2 separate regions of the Homo sapiens genome follow, and region 1 is linked to region 2. Evidence: chromatin loops called from intact Hi-C (ENCODE). Cell type or tissue: mammary epithelial cell. All regions are shown on one strand. Each heading gives the region's core, and the rest is flanking DNA. Links, peaks and the distances in the headings are about the cores only. Region 1 has its middle 54 kb from the start of E2F7. Region 2 has its middle 74 kb from the start of CSRP2.

Region 1 (5,383 bases), core at 53-5,052, 59 kb after region 2:
TCAACTCTTATTCTGTGCATAGTAAGAAATGATTACAGAAACATGACCCTTGGCAGAGATTGCTAGGTATTCTCCAAATTCTGGGTTCCTTTCTTCTGGGCACTCGGGCAGGTTATATCTCTCAGCTTCTTGCAGATGGCTGTGTCTCTGTGCCTGAGTACCAGCTGATGGAATGTGAGTGGAAGTCGTGTCCCATCTCCTGGTCTGACTTCCAAAAGCCTCTCAAATATGCTCCTTCCCCTTTTCCCTGCTTCCAGCTTCCCTGGGTGAAAATGATGCCTAGGTGATCTTGAAAGTCCTGTGTTGATGACCGCAGAACTGCCGTCAACCTGTTCCCCTGAAGCAGAGGCATGCTGCTGATGAGGTATGCCTACCTTGCCCTACAAGGTGAGCGAGAAGAAAACCTGCATAGTGTTTGAACCATTATGCACTTTGCAGTCCATTTGTTACAGGAGTTTAACATACTCCAATTAATATACAACATTAATCTTCAAATCATTCCTATGAGGTAGATAGTACTTACCTTTATTTTTACAGAGGAAAAACTGAGGCCCCAAATGAGATGGGAACTTTCTCAGGTTATACAAGTGGCAAAGCAAGATTCAAACTGGGGTCACAACTCCCCTCATACCGCAAACATTTCTTTCATGCATCAAGAGACTACCAGAATTTTAATGTAGAAATTTTCATCATATTTCTACATGTTGGGCAAAGATGTTGAAAGATAGTAATTCCCACATCATTCTGTGTCCAATATGAGCTAGAGGCAATGTGCCACAATGGCGTTAGGTTCTGACAGAATCTAGGCAAGTCATTTAACTTCTAAGGGCCTGAGCTTTCCAATCCAGATAATTAAAGTAAAAATTAAGATAGAAAACTGGCTGGGCGCAGTGGCTCACGCCCGTAATCCCAGCACTTTGGGAGGCTGAGGCAGGCGTATCACGAGGTCAGGAGATTGAGACCATCCTGGCTAACACGGTGAAACCCCGTCTCTACTAAAAAATACAAAAAATTAGCCGGGTGTGGTGGCGGGCGCCTGTAGTCCCAGCTACTCTGGAGTCTGAGGCAGGAGAATGGCGTGAACCCGGGAGGCGGAGCTTGCAGTGAGCCGAGATCGTACCACTGCACTCCAGCCTGGGCGACAGAGGTAGACTCCGTCTCAAAAAAAAAAAAAAAAAAGAGAGAAAACCAGATTTTCCTAACTGGTAAGCCAGTTTCCATTCCCATTTCCCCTTCCTTAAAACAACAATTTACCTTTTGTCCAACTCAATCTTAAAAAGTTGTCCCATTCTGAGGCATAAAAACCTTCAAAAAGTGGGGTTGAGTATTAAAATAAATAATGCATGTTAAGCACTCGCATAGTGCCTAGCATATAATAGGTGCTCAATACAATCATAATCTTTTAAATAAGGCAAAATTGGCCCTTATGAGCACAGTGTTTGTGTACTATGTTCAGAGTTGCTCAAGCATTCTGGATTTCCTTTTCTTGCATTTCTCTATTGGGATGGGATTTGCCTTATGATTAGCATAAGTTATAAGCATCTTGGTCTGTTCTTCAGGAAAAGGAGGTAATTTGGGCTGCAGGCATGTTCTCATTGGAGAAAATGAGGGCAATTAATGGTTAGTGTTCAAGAACAACAAAGCTCTTTCAGTTGCTTAGCAACTGAAGCTAAGGGGTGGGCAGACACTGTGTGAACAGTGGGGAAGAGAGAAGCAGGGAGGAGTGTAAAAATGAATTTAACGTCCGGCTCATTCCCAGGTGGGTGAAAAGTGATTTATGTAGCTCTGGTATTTATAGCTATTTATTTGTTACATGACTGGAAATTTTAATGAAATATTTTGAAATTCAGCAGTGGTAAGTCACAGTGGACATTTATTGCTCTAATGCAAGGGAAATGTAAACTGTTTATTTAACACGTTGATTGCAAATGAAATATAGAAATGGTTTAGAAGTCTTCTAGCTTTGGAAATCCGTCAGGCTGCACAGACACTACTGCCACCGTGTGGACAATGCGGGGAGCCTAGCGGGAGCTGAGGGATGGGTATAAGAAGCTCTATCTCTGAGACCTTCCGATGGTTTTGCTCACGTGCCCCTGAAAATAATTTTGAAAACTTATGGCACATTTTTAAGTTGATATGTAAACATTTTAATTATAAGTTTAAATGGTTGTAAATAATATAATCTCTTATGGTTCATGAATATTGACATTTCAAAATAAAATTGCTATATTTCTCCTTTAAATGTATAGAAGGGAATTTAAATACCAGTGGGATTTGATATTCACCATCAGCTATTTTTAAATTACACAAAAAAGCTTTTATAAATGAGTAATTTTCACATAATTCCTTTTCCTCCTTGGTCTTATATTTGAATTCCATTTCCCCAATAGACTTAAATTCTGTTTTACACACATTTATGTTTTAATATATAATGCTATATTTAATATTATGTATATATAAAACACTATATATATTTCTCTATAACAAAAATAAATATAAATTAAAAGTTAAGTTATAATTTTTTCTGTTGACCACAAGGCTTTAGTTATCTACATTTTTAAGTATACAACTGATTGAAACACAAATGTTAAAATATTTATTGAAAATAATTTTATTTACTTTATTTAAATTTATTTAAAATAATTATTAAACATTAAAAAGTAATTAATACTTGAGATATATGAAGCTTTAAAAATTAGTTTACATATCCATGATGAATATTATTGCTAGAATGAGACAAGGGTCAGCATCGATACTATTCATATTTATCATTTTTCTCTAGTTGTAAGCCTCAAGAAACTTCAGTCACAGAAATAAGTATGGAAGAAATTTTATTAGGCAGCATTAACTGAATTTTTAGAACAATTTCCAAGTTATTTGCCCTAAATGATGTATACTTTTTTAAAAAATTTATTTTATTTTTGAGACAGAGTCTCGCTCTGTCGCCCAGGCTGGAGTGCAGTGGCGTGATCTCAGCTCACTGCACCTCCACCTCCCGGGTTCAAGCAATTCTCCTGCCTCAGCCTCTTGAATATCTGGGATTACAGGTGCCCACCACCAAGCGTGGCTAATTTTTGTATTTTTAGTAGAGATGAGATTTCGCCATTTTGGCCAGGCTGGTCTCGAACTCCTGACCTCAGGTGATCTTTTTTAGTAGAGATGAGATTTCACCATTTTGGCCAGGCTGGTCTCGAACTCCTGACCTCAGGTGATCTGCCTCCCAAAGTGCTGGGATTGTAAGCGAGAGCCACTGTGCCCAGCCGACTTATACTTTAAATAATTTTCTTTTTTTAATGACCAGTAGACACATTGATTAGGTTTTGCTTCAAGGTTGTTGACAGCCAAGGAATCGGAAACTACAGGACCTGCAGCAGGATTTGGTGCCCAGTCATCAGAATAATTTACTCTTTCAGCACAGACAATATTTCAAATCATCCCTGTGATGGATGTTCTAGAGGTTTCTATACCCCAGACAGGGAATGTTTGTAACCTTCAATTGCATGGGAGGTAAGCTCTTCTTTTGCAATGAGAGGGAAAATTTAGAGAAAGGGGCAATGGGAACAGAGAACTAGCTTAACAGTTGACCAGAGATTACCTAGGCAAATATATTTTAGAGATGCACCCAGATGGAATTTGAAGATATAAATAAATTAATCCCCTTAAAATTATCTGTATAGATCTATCCTTTGAAAAGTCTTTCCACACTGATGCTGAAATCACTGGTTTATCCCAAAAGCTTCTCTGTAAGGAAGCGTTTCATAAGGCTGATGCCAAAATGAGCTGCCATGGTAGGGGTCGAGGGGGCATAGTTAAGGTTTCAGTGTTGGATTCACTGAGTTTAAGTCACTATTATTTTGCTAGAATAACTTCTGCACTAAAAAAACCCCGAAAAAAACCAAACCAACAACAAAAGATGGTGTTGGGAAATGTTAGCAATGATTTTGAAAGCTCTGACTTTCTAAAATCCCATGTTGGCCATGCTGTGTTGGTCCCCTCAGTTATTATTATTATTAAATTATGCCAGTCAGGATAGCCTAAATTAGGTCGAGGTAGCAAACAACCCCAAAACTCAACAACTTGAAGACAAGTCCTTGTTCATTGCAGATTGGCTACAGCTCTGCTTCTTGCCCAAGACAGTAACAGAGCAGCCCATTTGGAGCATCTGGTTTCTTGGCAGAGAGAGAAACAAGATCTTGTAAACCATGAGCAGTCTTTCAAAACTTCTGTTTCAGGAGAACACACATCATTTCCATCTAGTTTCTTTAGAAAAAGTAAGTTCATGGCCACTCTTGAGTTCAACATGGTAAGGATGTACACACCTCCTCCAGGAAGAGATCACAGGTCTTCAAGCCAATGTAATAACTTATCACAAAAATCCAAAATCTAGGAACTGTTGATAACCATAGTAAACAGATGGTTATCATTTTCTAAAATTGTTAAAAATACAGTTGACCCTAGAACAACATGGGTTTGAACTGTGTGGGTCCACTTACACGGGACTTTTTTTCAAAACAGTTACACCCAGCAAGACTGCTTCTCCTGCCTCCCCTTCCACCTTCTCCACTTCTTCTGCCTTTTCCACCCCTGAGACAGCAAGACCAACCCTTCTCCTTCCTCTTCCTCAGCCTACTCAATGTGAAGATGATGAGGATGAAGATCTTTATGATGATCCAGTTTCATTTAATGAATAGTAAATACATTTTTTCTTCTTCATAGTTTTCTTAATGACATTTTCTTTTCTCTAGCTTACTTTATCATAGGAATACAGTATATAATGCATACAACATGCAGAATATGTGTTAATCAACTGTTTATGTTATTGGTAAGGCCTCTGGTCAACAGTAGACTATTAGTAGTTAAGTTTTGGGGAAGTCAAAAGTTATATTTAGATTTTCGACTACATGCAGGTCACAGTCCCCACCCCTTCATTGTTTAAGGGTCAACTGTATTCATTTTAATTTTACAACTTATTCCATCATACAGAAAAATACAGAGATCAATACAAAAAAGACATGAGAATTTATATCCCAAAATTACCAACTGTTAACCTTTGCTATATTTACAGCTTTTTCCACTCAGCAGTATATATTTTAGACATATCCATGTTGTTACATATAGATCTAGCTATTTCAGTTAAACTATTTAGTAGTAGTACATTATGGAAAGAGATCACAGTTTATTTATCCCTGTTGTTGGAACTTCAGTTTGTTTATATCTTTTGATTGTTACAAACAATGGCACAATAAACACTGTTATACCTGTCTCTCTGTGTACAAGAGTTTCTCTAAGATTTATGCCAACAACATAATTGAAAGGCTTCACAGAGTGGCCTTGTAGGGTTTAAAAAGCTAATTGCTTTTCAAGTTGCAGCTTTAGAAATGGC
Region 2 (5,383 bases), core at 304-5,303:
ACAAATAAAGCCAAAAAAACTGTACACCTATTTCCTTTGAGGGAAGAGGGATATGAAAGGGAAAGAATGTCTTCTGTTCTTGGTAAAAAATTAGAATGAATAATTTGTCCCAAGGATAAATCAATGTGCATTCTTAATTAGCTCCAGATTATAGTGATCTTGTTCTTCAATTGATCTTAATTTTAGATACACTTTCTTCTCTGTTTCTTCTACGTTAGTTGTTTCTCAATTTTATTGGCTGGCTGCATTTTATCAATGCTAAAAAGAGATGTGGAAAACTGGGAGCAGGTCAAAAGCAAAGTTACTCAAGAAACTTATGGAGTGTAAAAGACAAGGCAGGGTCAACCCTGATCAGGATTTTGAAAAAGGTAAAATTTGCTTCTAGGATTTAATCTCTTGTTTCTATTCTTTCCTTTTATTCTTTTTTTTTTTTTTCTTTTGAGAGGGAGTTTTGCTCTTGTTGCACAGGCTGTAGTGCAATGGCAGGATCTGAGCTCACTGCAACCTCCCACTCCCGGATTCAAGAGATTCTCCTGCCTCAGCCTCCTGAGTAGCCAGGACTACAGGCGCACAACACCATGCCCAGCTAATTTTGTATTTTTAGTAGAGACGAGGTTTCACCATGTTGGCCAGGCTGGTCTCGAACTCCTGACCTCGGGTGATCCGCCCGCCTTGGCCTCCCAAAGTGCTGGGATTACAGGTGTGAGCCACTGCGCCTGGCCTTTCCTTTTATTCTTTAGCTTTTTTAACATGCCCACACATTTTGTCTTCTTTCTATGTTTTTCTTTTACCTTCTTCCTAAGGTGTCTCACGCTTATCCTCTCTAAGTTCTCAGTGTGGGCTTACTTCAACTAGGAGTCATTCTATACTCTGAACCTCTCCCTGTCTTCTTCCATTCATCAAACCTACTTGTTCTATGGCCCAGGGTTTGCTCAGGACCTTGTTGGGTGACAGGTTAAACTGATGAACAGAATCAGAGCAAATGTTCATGGCCAGAAGGAAGTTTGAATGAATTACTTCCCTGAAAGTAGAAGCAACATGTCACACTGTAAAGCACACAGGCTTAAGACTCATGTTCAATTCCTGCCTGTAACACTTTCAAGATATTGTGACTTTAGACAAGTCATTTAAGTTTTCCCCTTCCTTCTTTCCTTCCTTCCTTCCTTCCTCCCTCTCTCCCTCCCTCCCTTTTTCTCCTTCCCTCCCCTCCCCTCCCTTCCTCTTTCTTTCTTTTCTTTTCTTTTCTTTTCTTTTCTTTTCTTTTCTTTTCCTCTCTTTCTTTCTTCTTTCTTTCTTTCTTTCTTTCTTTCTTTCTTTCTTTCTTTCTTTCTTTCTTTCTTTCGAGACAGGGTCTCACTCTGTTGCACAGGCTAGAGTGCAGTGGTGAGATCTCAGCTCATTGCAATCTCTGCCTCCCTAGTCAAGTGATTCTCATGCCTTAGCCTCCTGAGTAGCTGGGACCACAGGCACACGCCACCACACCTGGCTAGAGATGGGGTTTAGCCATGTTGGCCGGACTGGTCTCGAACTCCTGGCCTCAAGTGATCCACCCACCTTGGCCTCCCAAAGTGTTGGGATTACAGGTATGAGCCACCACGCCCAGCCTTATTTAAGTTTTTTAAGTTTCAGTTTCTACATCCATTAAATGGAGCTAGTTGAGGGATTCAAATGAGACCAAATAATAGCTGATATTTTAGTGTTTGCTATATGCTAGGCACTGTTCTAAAGGCTTTACATCTATTAATGCAGCATCGCACTGCCTACCCAGAACAATGAGCATTACTATGCCCATTTTATAGAGGGAAAAAAACCCACACAGAGATGTTAGTTAATATAAACCATCTTGTTTCTTGCCTGGGTTATTGCAATAGATTCCCAACTGGTCTTCCTGTTTTCATCATCTGTCTCTTCAATGTATCCTTAACACAACAGGCAGAATAATCCTGCTGAAACTTGAGTCAGATCTTGTCACTACTCTACTTAAAATCTTTCCACCTTATCCAGAGTAAAAGCCAAAATCCACCCTATGTTCTACAAGGCTGCCTCTCTGGCTTTTTCTTATCCCACTCTCTCCCTCACTTGCTCAAGTCAGTTACTGTGACCTTGGACACCACCTTTCCCCTTACTTAGGGTCATCACCCCGGGCAGCTTTTGCCCCTGGATGTGTTTCCCCCAATTATCTACATGATTCCTTCCTTTGAGTCTTTTTTTTTCCTCAAAATTCATCTTCTTAGTAAGCCTTCCTTGGTCACTATATGTAAATGTGCAGCTCACACCTCCAATTTTTCGGCTACCCCTTCTCTGCTTTATATTTTTTCTCCTTAGCCCCTATTGCGGTCTAGTATGCATGTGTCTACTTATTTGTTCACGGTCTACCTCTTCCACTGGCATATGAGATACATGATACAAAGAAGGACATTTGTTTGGTTCATTGTTATGTTTGTAGTGCCTGGTGCATTATGGTCATAAGTATTTGCTGAATGGATGAATTACCTTGCCCCATGTCACACAACCAGTAAGAGGTAAGGTTCAATCTCAGGCTCTCTGATTCCAGAGTCTTAACCATGGAGCTTTATTGCTTTGTAAACTGTAAAATATTAAGCAAATAACCATTATGCATTATTTAGGGAGATAGTGATGGTGCATGGGAAGATCACACATACCCCACTTGTCTAAGCTCAGAGTCTGGGATGATATGACTCCCTGCCTACTAGCAAAGAAATAATTGGGGATGTAGGACTCATGAAAAGGTAGACCATCATTTTCTTTCTTTTCTTTTTTGATACAGGGTCTCACTCTGTCACCAAGGCTGGAGTGCAGTGATACAATTATAGCTCACTTCAGCCTCAAACTCCTGGGCTCAAGGGATCCAACCACCTCTGCCTCCCAAATAGCAAAAACTACAGGCATGTGCTACCGTGCCTGACTAATTTATTACTTTTTGTAGAGTCAGGGTCTTGCTATGTTGTCCAGGCAGGTCTCAAAGTCCTGGGCTCAAGCAATCCCCTTGCCTCGGCCTTCCAAATTATTGGGATTGCAGGCATTAGCAATTGTGCCTGGCACATAATTTTCTGTTATATCTCTAATATCAGGTCACATGTCGAATGGCATAGGTAAAATCTAGCCCAGGGGTAGATATGGCTTCGAGTCACAGACACTGTAAGAAAGTCTTACAACAATTACTGTAGCTGCCACTCTCCACTGCAGCTAATTTCCATTGTTCTTTTCTGCCTTCCCTTTCTCTCACTTTCCTTTCCAGCCAGTTTTTCCAGTTCTCCATCTGTTCTACAGCCTGAGGGTGGCACTCCTGGTCTTTGTCATGCTGGTGTCATCCTAGTGAAGAGATGACTGACTGTTCTAGTCTGAACGAGATCACCCCTCCCCAAATCCTTCCCAGCTCTGAAATTATACTTCTGAAATATAAAGTACTTCTACATTAATAAATTGCTGTGTTCACACTATTATGGGTTTCAGGCTCCAGACTCAGAGACTGAAATCAAGAGAGAGAAAGAAATCTGGAAGACCAGAAGTGGAACAGATTAAAGGTTACATATCCTTACCAGCCAGTTGTTAATTTCTCTCATCATTAGATGGTTGGCTCCACACAAGCCCTACTTGGCACCCTGAGACCCCCAGCCTTGTATAAATGAAGCCATCCACCTGCCTCCTACCACTTACCCTCTTGGTCCCATTGCTTGCTTTATTGGCCTAGTTATTCAACAGTCTATAAACCACTAACTACAACTATATTAAGTTTTAAGAATCAATTCCTAGGATTCCAGCAAAGAGTTTATTTATAACTGTTGCCAGTTTAGACATTGATAGGGAAAAAATGTCAGATATTTTTAGGAAATCCAGCTTAGACATTTTTAGGAAAAAAATGTTTCAGGTATAGCAAATTTCCCCCCCCCAAAAAAAAAAAAAAAAAAAACCAAAATCCTGGCATGTCCATATGCTTTTCAAAAGATTGAATTCACTCAGTGCGTTTTAAACATCAAGCAAAACAGCAAAAGATCCGTTTTCATCTTTCTTAGAGAATAGGAGGTCCCTTCCTTTGTGACCTTCTTGTTTTGCTTTTAGTCTTCCCTATATGACAACTTTCCTTCCAGCCACAGAGGACTGGCAGCTTTGGCACTCTGGAAGCCACGCTCCATGTAAGAGAGATGTGAGTGTTATTTATTGGCCAGGGGGTGAAGTCCTACTGATCTTGGTGATGGTCCAAGATCATTCATATCATTCATGTTGCAGATTGTTCTAATATTACTTTTTTTCTGTTGCCTGTAGGCACATCTTGTGTGTGTGTGTGTGTGTGTGTGTGTGTCTGTGTGTGTGTGAGAGAGAGAGAAATCTCTTAGAAACCAATCTTCTCAAAGAACACAAGAGGAATATAATAAATTCTCACTCATTGGTGAGCACTGATTGGGGCAGGGAAAGAGAAATAATTAGAATAATCATGATGATGATAATAGTTAACAGTTTTGAAACTTACAACATGTCAGTCACTATAGCTAAGTACTTTTTATATTATATCATTGAATTCTCACAGTCACTTATCTTACAGATGAGAAAACTGAGACTCACATGTGAAGTACATTCCCCAAAGTCACTCAGCTAGTTAGAGTGCAGCTACCTTTCCTCTAACAACAACGATAATAAAAAAAAAAATAGTGTGGTTCTTTTTTTTGCCTTCCTTATACAGAGCAACAAACCTCCCTTTTAATTTCTGATTATTTATCTTACAAATTTCATGGAAATTCCCGTCTAAGGAATTTTTTTTTCCTCTCAACCCTGTTTGAATCTGCCCCTTTCCCAGAATTTTTTTTTTTCTAGGCCACATAGCATGGTATTCTAGTAAAATCTACAAAGTATTTTGGATATACTTTGGCAAAGTGTGTTCAATTTCCATTGTGCAACTTTCCAAAGGTAAAAGCTGAGGCAAATATCTTAGTCCTTTGAGCCTCAGTTCCCCACTTAAAAAAAAAAAGATAATAGCTCTTTCATAGGGTTGTTGTGATGATAAAATATGATAATGCGGCCGGGCGCGGTGGCTCACGCCTGTAATCCCAGCACTTTGGGAGGCCGAGGCGGGTGGATCATGAGGTCAGGAGATCGAGACCATCCTGGCTAACAAGGTGAAACCCCGTCTCTACTAAAAATACAAAAAATTAGCCGGGCGCGGTGCCGGGCGCCTGTAGTCCCAGCTACTCGGGAGGCTGAGGCGGGAGAATGGCGTGAACCCGGGAAGCGGAGCTTGCAGTGAGCCGAGATTGCGCCACTGCAGTCCGCAGTCCGACCTGGGCGACAGAGCGAGACTCCGTGTCAAAAAAAAAAAAAAAAAAAAAAAAAAATATGATAATGCATGTGTAACTTAAATATTTTGGCC

Evidence for each region. Peaks named below come from ENCODE experiments on the same cell type or tissue, not always from the same donor. Only the 100,000 strongest peaks of a DNase experiment are listed, where the experiment ranks them.
Region 1: it touches region 2 in a loop (12-fold over the local background); 8 of 110 quality-filtered maps call a loop at or near these places.

The regions. Positions count from the first base shown.
Region 1 is chr12:77,009,126-77,014,508 of GRCh38, forward strand. No RefSeq gene overlaps it. Among named protein-coding and RNA genes, the nearest start is that of E2F7, 54 kb to the right of the region's middle. In mammary epithelial cell, for the core only: a CTCF peak has its summit at 2,000 (motif pointing left); no DNase peak of the experiment used is centred there.
Region 2 is chr12:76,949,893-76,955,275 of GRCh38, forward strand. No RefSeq gene overlaps it. Among named protein-coding and RNA genes, the nearest start is that of CSRP2, 74 kb to the left of the region's middle. In mammary epithelial cell, for the core only: a CTCF peak has its summit at 3,301 (motif pointing right); a DNase peak (open chromatin) is centred at 3,279; H3K27ac peaks cover 325 bases.